Regions from separate parts of the Homo sapiens genome. Here region 1 is linked to region 2. Evidence: chromatin loops called from intact Hi-C (ENCODE). Cell type or tissue: dorsolateral prefrontal cortex. All regions are shown on one strand. Each heading gives the region's core, and the rest is flanking DNA. Links, peaks and the distances in the headings are about the cores only. Region 1 has its middle 140 kb from the start of SLITRK2. Region 2 overlaps SLITRK2 (SLIT and NTRK like family member 2).

Region 1 (4,399 bases), core at 157-4,156, 150 kb after region 2:
TGGACCAGGGCACGTGCATACTTTCCCAGTTGATTTAAAATGTCTTGAAAGTAATTTGTAATTGCAGCATGTCTGATCTAAAAAAAGAGAAAAGCCTTACAAAGATGGGCCTGCCCAGAAAATGTAGTGGAAAGCAGTCTCCCTAAACTGAGATGGCTGCTTGGGAAATACCACACCCATCCAATAAAAGTACGCTACTAGTGATGACTTAGGCAAGCTCTGTCACAGATTTTCTGAAATAAACAGTTAAATCACGCTGCAGTATTCACAACCTTTTGCCAATTCTTTGCAATGCAGAAAGTTCTTACATACATATGATCTTAATTCTCTGTATGGCCACTCTGTGAGAAAAACAAAGTGGGGATTACTATTCCCATATTACAGATTAGAAAAGTGTGGTTCAATGAGGCAAGTGACTTGTGTAAGGACAGAGCTTCTGAATCCCAGCCCAGTGCTCTGCCCACTACCTCACCTGGCGGCTGCTATGCTCTCTGTGGCCATGTTCCACACTGCCATTCTCGGCTCCTCTGGGTTAGGGTAAACTGTCTCAGGGTGAGCCCTGCTGCCCACACCCAGTTCCTAGCAATTCCTGAGAAGTCTGGCGATGAGCATTCTCTGTAAGAACACCTCTTCTCAGAAAGAAAGAGAGACTGAGAGAGAACTCTCCCCAGGAAAAAAAAAAAAAACTGTCATGAGATTCATGCTCTTGAAAAACACCACTTTCTTCCGTTTGTCCTTCCAGACTTTCAAGTGAAAGTCCAATCGTCTGAGCCTAGCATGCAAGCTCCTTCATATCTGATGCTTCTTCATACTTACCCCAGAAAGAAGCCATTGTCCAGCCGGCAGGCCTATCCCCCAGCATTGGAAACCATGTTTATTTCTAACACAGCACTTTCTTTTAAGCTATTCTCTTTATTTGGTAGGGCCTCCATTCACTTTTCTTTGGCCGAGTCCTGCCCAGGTGTCCCGATGCTAGCTCAAGTCCCACTGCACCCACGCCACTTCTACTACAGGTTTAGCACATGGATTATAGGTCCTTTCAGTGTCGTTTTCATGCATTGAATCCTGAGTGATTGCTGACTATAGCAGTCACAGCTGATTTGATTGCAAGTGACAGAAATTCAATTTGATCTGGCTGAGGCCAAAAGGGAAATTTACCGGAAGGCCCTTGAGGAATTTAATCTACTAAGAAAAGGTGGGAAGATCAAGGGCAGCTGGGCCTTAGGGACATTTGGAATCAGAGACTCAGACTCAGAGTGCTGCCAGTGCTCTGTCCCTCTCTCATCTTTGCTTCCATTGGCATAGAACCTTCTTTCTCTCAGCTTCTTCTGGGAGACATGGTGACAAACAGTTCCTGTGCTGTTTATATACCCACAGGCTGTTCACTAGAGGAGGTTTCAGATTTTCTTCTCCATTTCATTTCAAATAATTGTAGGGAAGTACTCTGATTTACCTACTTGCTTCAGATACCTATCTCCAGAAAACTCTGGGATGGCATGAGGTAGAATCACTTAACCTAAACTCTGTCTGCAAACCTTAGGCTAAGTATCATTTCCAGAAGAGAGAAGAAATCACTGTGATCCAGGCAGCCTCCCTGGCTGCTGTCTACCACATTGTGGTCTCTGGGGAATTACTGCTTCACTTTGAAAGCACCATGTCTCCTCCCCAAAACAGTTTTGACAGCTTCTCGAGGGTTGAGCCTAGGACCACATGTTATCCTGGAGTTCCCATAGTCCCTAGCATAGTGCTATAACATTTCATTCATTTACACATTATTGAGTGCCTCTTTTGTGGCAAGCCTGTACTAGATGTTATAAGTGGAAACTTGTTATCCACTCCAACTCTTGCCAAAAATTACTTGCAGTTCTCTAAAATCACCATGCTACTTCTCACCTCTCTGTTTTCATACATGCTATTTCTTCCATCCAGAGTATCTTCTCAATTCTTCCTCCCCTGATGGGAACTCTCACTCAACTTCCAAGACTCACCTGAGGTGTCACCACTTCTGGAAAGCCTTTGGTGACCTCTTCCCCTTGTCCCCTCATCCCAAAGCTGAATAAAGTGCCCCTCTTCTGTGCTCTCCCAACACACTTCATGGCACTTACCACTTATTACTATGCATTATAAACATTTACATGTTCCTTCCCGTATGAACAACCTGCCGTTCTAGAAGTCTGGTCCCTTGCCTATCAGCATCTCTTGGGCAATTGTTAGGAATGGATACTCTTGAGCATCCCTCCAGACTTAATAAGTCAGAGACTTTAGGGGTGGGGCCAGCAATCTGTTTTAATGAGCCCTTCAAGTATTTCTGATGCACATTCAAGTCTGAGAACTACTGAGACAGATACTCCCAGTGGTCATCACAGAATCTGGTTCATAGTAAGTGCTTGGTAAACTTTTGATGAATAAATCAAAGAATCAATAATTTCTCCTCCTTGTGAAGATTTTGGATGTGTTGTTTCTTATTGGTTGCTTTTCAGGCACTATCATCAGGCAGGTGACTATTTTCCATCCATTCATTCATTAGATCATACATTCATTTATTCAATAATTAGACTATCTCGAAAACTAGGGATTTAGGGACTCCAGAGTTAAATTCATACTATTTGCCACAACGGTCATGTGCATAGCTCTCCTAACCACCAGGAGTATTTTGGAAGCCTTCTTTCATGGCTATAGGTTACAGCTTTATAACTATGATGTCTTTCATTGATATCTTTTCCAGAGTCAAGAATTCCAGAGAAAATGATATTCTTGGAGCTGCTGGTATCCTTCGAGCTTCGTATGACTTTGAAAGAAAAAAAATACCCACTTAATCCTGAGTGCCTCCAAATCATATTTGCTGATAAACCCTGGATTTAAGTTGTAAACAAATTAAAGATTAAAAACTTTCCTTTGGCACACTCTTTCAAGAACTTTATTACTGTCTGCGAGCTACTTGGTTCCTTTCAGAGGGAGCAATTCTCTGTGTGCTAGGCTGAGCAAGGCCTTCCTGCACCTTGGCAAAGCCCAGTGGGAGTGTGTGTGAGAGACTGAGCTGTCTCAATGGTCCAATGTTATACTTTCAGCAAGCTTTTGAGAACAAAGTCTCTGTTTTTATTGCTCTCCCTGCCAGTGATCACGGCTGGCTTCTTTCAGCGGGACATTCCCTGCCTTCACACTTAGTGCCAAAGCGGGGCATCCCCTGAGCACTCCAAGCTCCTCCCAGAGCCCTGAAATGAGGATATTCTTGAGGCTACCCTTTCTCCCATTCTGTACACACACACACACACATACACACATACACACACACACACACAAATTTTCTGATAATCCTTTCCTGCATCCCAAAGAAGACAGTGACTATAAAGTCCCCAAGAACAAAAGTTCTTTTATCATACCAACATAATTTGTATATATATATATTTAATACTGTAAGTCATTAGTTTCTGGAAACTTGTTTCACATTGTAATGTGCAAACCTTACACAAAAAAATGACTTAAGGGAATGAACTGTTTAAAGCTTAGAGGTTAGAGTTAAACACATACAGGATAAAAGCATGAATTATGTGGAGAGGTTTCACACATGGAATACAAAATTGGGCTACATAAAGCGATTTCTGAATGAGAATCTGTGGCTGTATAACAACATGCAGAGATTCATATTAAGCATGCAGATTCACCTGGAGTGTCTCATTCAGTAGATGGTCCAGGAAAATGTTAATTTTCACAGTTGCCTCAGGTGAGTCTTATATGAAGCTACTGTTGGGAAATACTAGATAAGATATTCAACTTTTCTTACAATGCAGAATCTATGATGCTCTGTATTATTACACACTTCATGAACTCTCTCCCACTCTCCCTCTGATTTCTATCCAAATAAGGGAGGAGGTAGCAACAGCTTTTACATTATATATTGGGGGCCAGAAAACCTGGGTTATGTTTCCATCTCTGCCACAAACTAGCTCTATTACATTGGATAAGCCATTAGCCTCCTCTAACCTTATTTCCTTATGAACCAAACAGTCTGTACTACAAAACCAGTCATTTTCTCGTAAAAAGAAAGAGAGATCAGGCGCAGTGGCTCATGCCTGTAATCCTAGCACTTTGGGAGGCCAAGGCAGGAGGATCACCTGAGGTCAGGAGTTCGAGACCAGCCTGGCCAATGTAGTGAAACCCCGTCTCTACTAAAAATACAAAAATCAGCCTGGTGTGGTGGCGGCTGCCTATAATCCCAGCTACTCGGTAGGCTGAGGCAGGATAATCACTTGAACCCATGAGGCGGAGGTTGCAGTGAGCTGAGATCGTGCCACTGCACTCCAGTCTGGGCAGCAAGAGCGAAACTCCATCTCAAAAAAAAAAAATTAAAAAGAAAAAGAAAAAGAAGACTTTATTTGTGCTGTGTGTACCATTTGATAAT
Region 2 (4,399 bases), core at 79-4,078:
AATATGGTCGAAAGTGCTTGAGCAGATAAAGCAAAACAGAATATAGTCAGTGGGGATGCTAGTGAGTTAATAAAACTTAAAATGTTTATGATTGCATTAGAAAATAAAGGTTCAAAGTATATGATGTATGATGATTTTAAATAAAATAGTCTGGAATACATTCAAATAATTTCATTTAAAAATCTACTGCAAATTAAGTATAACTGTAACAAGCAAGAGGATATAGAATTAAACCATAATTATTAGGCAACAGAGTTTATAAATTTGAGTTCTCTCAGTAGGCGTCTTTAAAATCGTGTAAGTAAGTTAATATTAAGGTATCATCTGTCTTTAAACTTAATGAGTTAATATTTTTTCTATGGACAATGGCATTTTACAGGAGTATCTTTACTTTCAGAAAAATAAAAATGAACACTGAAGTGGAATCACTGCATCAAGAGCCTCTAGTCATATAATTTAAGCCTGAAAATGATCTTAACAGAATATATATGCAAATTTGCCTTCACAATCACTTCCCAAAATACCTACCTCTGTATTCTGTATTTATCATTGCATCAAATGAGAGCAGTCAGAAAAGGATTTTTGAAACTCTTTTATATATAAATACTTCACTCAAAGATGAAGTGGTTTCCAGGAGTCTTCTCCACATTCAACTAGCATAATATTCTAGTTCCTCTTCTGTGAAATGTAAAATATCTGTACATTAACTTTCTTGAAGATCATTTCAGCCCACCATTTTCAACTTTCTTCTAATGGATCGAAATAGGAATTATCACCTCTAATCAAAGAATGAGCATGTTAGCTTGCCACTGTAGATATTCAGAGATTTTATGTTGTTAAAGATATGTTTCTCTTCAATGCCCTTTACGTTATTATATACACACAATTACCTTCTATTGTTTTTACAAACAACTATTTTACACCAGTAATCATTAATCCAAATAATTTGGATTTAAGGAATTTCTAATTGAAAGCCTATCACATGAATTGTTTATAGTGACAGACAATATACTATTGGTAATTTTAAAGCTTTAAAAGTAAGTTATCAGTATCCACTTCAATCTCCACATGACGATAAAGGATTATTATGTGCAGTAACCTATTTATGAAAAGGAAACAGTGTGCTTCTTTCAGACGCCATCGCTTGCTTTAATAAGGAATTGAAAAGCTGAACTACTTTATATGCAGATCACCATCCCAGTTGCATAAGGATTTACAATAGACAAAACAAAACTATTTTTTGTTGTAAAGAAGGGCTGTTTGTTTAAATCACACAATCACGTTTGCATCTAAAATTATTTACAGTCTAATAAGGCTTCATAAATGTTATATAGACTTGGCTAATTAAAATCATTTTAATGCTAACACCAAAATGAAAGTCTTGCTCAAGCTGACAAGGAAAACTTCAAGTAACACAAGCCTAAAGAAGGCAGAAGGAAAAAGATGCTTAATGTCTTGGTTTAGGTAACTATTAATCGATTTGGAGACGCAAATAGTACTTGATTTGATAGCACCCCATTAATGCTTCAATTAAACTCAAGAGGAAAATGCTGTTTTGTCAGAAAGTGTTAAACTTGAGAAGGATTATGAGTCTAACCCGTGATCTAAAATAAATAGAGTAATGGATACATTTTTATCTCTGCTACCTTGAATTTTGCAGAGAACTTACTTGGGAAGTTTTAATCTCACCCATGAAGTCTTCCTTCGAGGTCTTTAATGGCTCATATGTCTTTGTTAAATGAGGTGTGTGGCGGCCTCTACTGGTGTGTGTTTATAGAAAATGTTTCAATAGGCAGAAAAAATATTAATTTCAATTAAAAAGTTAGAAATACAGACTTTTTCATTTAAATATATAAAAATATCTAATTCAATGCAGAAAAATATATTACTAGCTGTGTCACGTTCTTTTAATTAGGAAAATAATCTAAAACACTCACCATGTTAGTGTAAAATAATGATTTATGGAAGGGCATTAATTGCTCAATTCACTCTGATATTGGGTTAAATATATTTTATTAATGAATTATTAATCCTGACTGAGGTGGCTTATTACCTCTAGTCCACTGTTAAATCCCCTTAGTTGACTTAAATAAAATCACTTAAACCCAGAGGAAAGGAAATATTTTATAGTTAAGCCTACAAAGTCCTAGAACTAGAATCATTTGATGACAGGCTGGTTTCTATAACTCAAGCAAACTGTACGTTGACTTAATATAGCTGACACATCAATCTATTTTACAGTGTTTTCAATTTCAAAAATACAACACATTAAAATATTTTCAATTTATCAAAGCTAAAAGCAACATTTAAGTAATGTACTTAAAGTGCGAAGGCACTTTAACACAAAGTAGTGATACCCAGTGGCTATACTCGGTAACTGACGATGGAAATACCATATATCATTATTTACAAAAGAAGTTGTAGTCACAAAAGATCTTTGGAGATCTTCTACAAAATACACTAAATATCCATTTTCATTTGAAAAGTTTGCCTATTCTTTCTTCAGTCACTATAATCTCCTCTTCCCACTCCCACACTGAAAAACAAAGAAGAAAAAAGAAACAAAACCATAAACAAAATCTATGAAGAAATGCATTGTAGAAACATTCATGTCCACTGATGGTTCCTAAGAAGAGAAGGGAAAAAGAAAAAAAAAAAAAAAAAAAAAAGGAGGGGAGGAGAGCGAGAGAGAAATAATTTAAAGGAAAACTTGCAAAAGCAAAATCATGACTTCATCCTATCTCCCAAACATTTTCAAAGTCCCCCATTAACACTGGGAAAGGGAGAACAAAAACAAACACAAAAGCTAATGTCCTTGTTTCCAACAGTTCGGAGCAGCATCCTCTGATGCCTTAGGGTTGTAAATGATTTCCCTTCACAGCTGACTGATTGCAGTTTGTTTTTCCAGAACTTCGAGGTAGTCCGGTTCTGATTGCGGCTTAGCTTGCAGTAAAGGGTGGTTGGGTTTTGACTGCCCCACAAAGCATTTCCTGGGAGTTCCATATAAAACGGTTTTATTGATTCTGTCTTGGTTTTGGCGTCGAGATTCATAGGAAGGGGCAAACTGCCTTTTAGGTAAGGTACAAAAGTTATAGTGGACTAGGCCTGCGCTGGGAAGTTCCTTGACTCGCTCAGCAATATTTTGATACAGCAGCTCAGGCTCTCTTGGTGTGGCCTGCTTTTCTAGCAGCTCAGTGGCACTTATTGTGTAAGCAGGTGTGGCTGGCTCTTCTTTTTTCTCCTCCAGGTTGCTATAGCTGAACTCTTGCAGGTTTCGGTAATAGGCTACTGGGTCTCCTTCCTTCTGCATGTAGATGGGGTTTTGGCACATCTGACCCACAGGTGGGGGGATATAGTTGTAGACATGGCCGTCTGTTTTATCGTGAGTCTCAGTGTTGTAAGACCCATACTGTAATTGAAAGGAGCTTACGTCTAAGTTGTTGGTATTCCTGGGAACGCTCGGCACTCCCTTTCGGCGTTTCAAGACAAAGACGAATAAACCAGCCCCAAAACAGACAGATAAGATGAAAACAACAAGCAATCCCAGAATTAAGACAGACAGTGGAACTTCAGTGTGTAGTTCAGGATAGGAACTAGGAGACACACTAAGCGACCGAGGTGTGTCTGTATTGTGATTCATTGACAAGACGGTTCCATCTGACAAGTTTGGGCTGTCTGGACAGATAGCCTCCCTCCCCAGAAATTTTAGTATCTCCCCTGCATGCTTAGCAGGAGATTCGCAAGTCACCTCATTAATGATGACAGGGGAATTGGCATGTTCTGTCCAGTCTTTCAGCCCCATGATGTCACAGGTACAGTCCCAGGGGTTCTCCTGCAGATCTATCTGGATGAAAGCCGGGAGCTGATCCAGAACCCCTTTCACGGGCAGGTGAGAAAAATGGTTGTTTCTCAGATTCAGCCTGGTTAGGGCCGTCCCCCCAAATATATTATCAGGTAAGGACCGAAGAAGGTTGTTGTTCAGAAACAGTAGCTGTAGGTTAATCAAAGCATCAAAGGTCAGAGGCTTAATTTCCTTAATGACATTATACTCTAAATAGAGATATTGCAAGCTCTGCAGTCCATCAAACATAGAAGGGTACAGCACTTCAAGGTAATTGCCATTCAGATAAAGTCTGCGTAAACTGGTCAGGTTTGTAAAGGCACCTTCCTGAATGACTGCAATCCTGTTGTTTCCTAAGTGCAGTAAGTCCAAAGAACTGTATTCTAAGAGGTCATTCTTATAGACAGTTTGAAGATAGTTCCCTGTTAGGTAGAGTTTCTTTGGACTGGTCGGTTTGGGCTGCAGGTCAGAGATATTAGTGAACTTCCTTTCTTGGCAGTTTACATTCAGACCATTGTCTGAGCTCTGAGAGGTGCAGACACAGCTGCTGGGACAGGT

Evidence for each region. Hi-C counts contacts between places; a loop is a spot of excess contacts. Peaks named below come from ENCODE experiments on the same cell type or tissue, not always from the same donor. Only the 100,000 strongest peaks of a DNase experiment are listed, where the experiment ranks them.
Region 1: a loop joins it to region 2, with 2.6 times the contacts of the local background. A loop is called at or near these places in 1 of 110 quality-filtered maps.

Annotation. Positions count from the first base shown.
Region 1 is chrX:145,672,707-145,677,105 of GRCh38, reverse strand. No RefSeq gene overlaps it. Among named protein-coding and RNA genes, the nearest start is that of SLITRK2, 140 kb to the left of the region's middle. In dorsolateral prefrontal cortex, for the core only: no CTCF peak of the experiment used is centred there; no DNase peak of the experiment used is centred there; H3K27me3 peaks cover 3,870 bases.
Region 2 is chrX:145,823,440-145,827,838 of GRCh38, reverse strand. It overlaps SLITRK2 (SLIT and NTRK like family member 2), which reads right to left. Exons shown (of 5, transcript NM_032539.5): 5 at 1-4,399. The coding sequence ends at 2,876. Among named protein-coding and RNA genes, the nearest start is that of SLITRK2, 7.8 kb to the right of the region's middle. In dorsolateral prefrontal cortex, for the core only: a CTCF peak has its summit at 1,769 (motif pointing left); a DNase peak (open chromatin) is centred at 1,753; H3K4me3 peaks cover 3,587 bases; H3K27ac peaks cover 3,730 bases; H3K27me3 peaks cover 2,359 bases.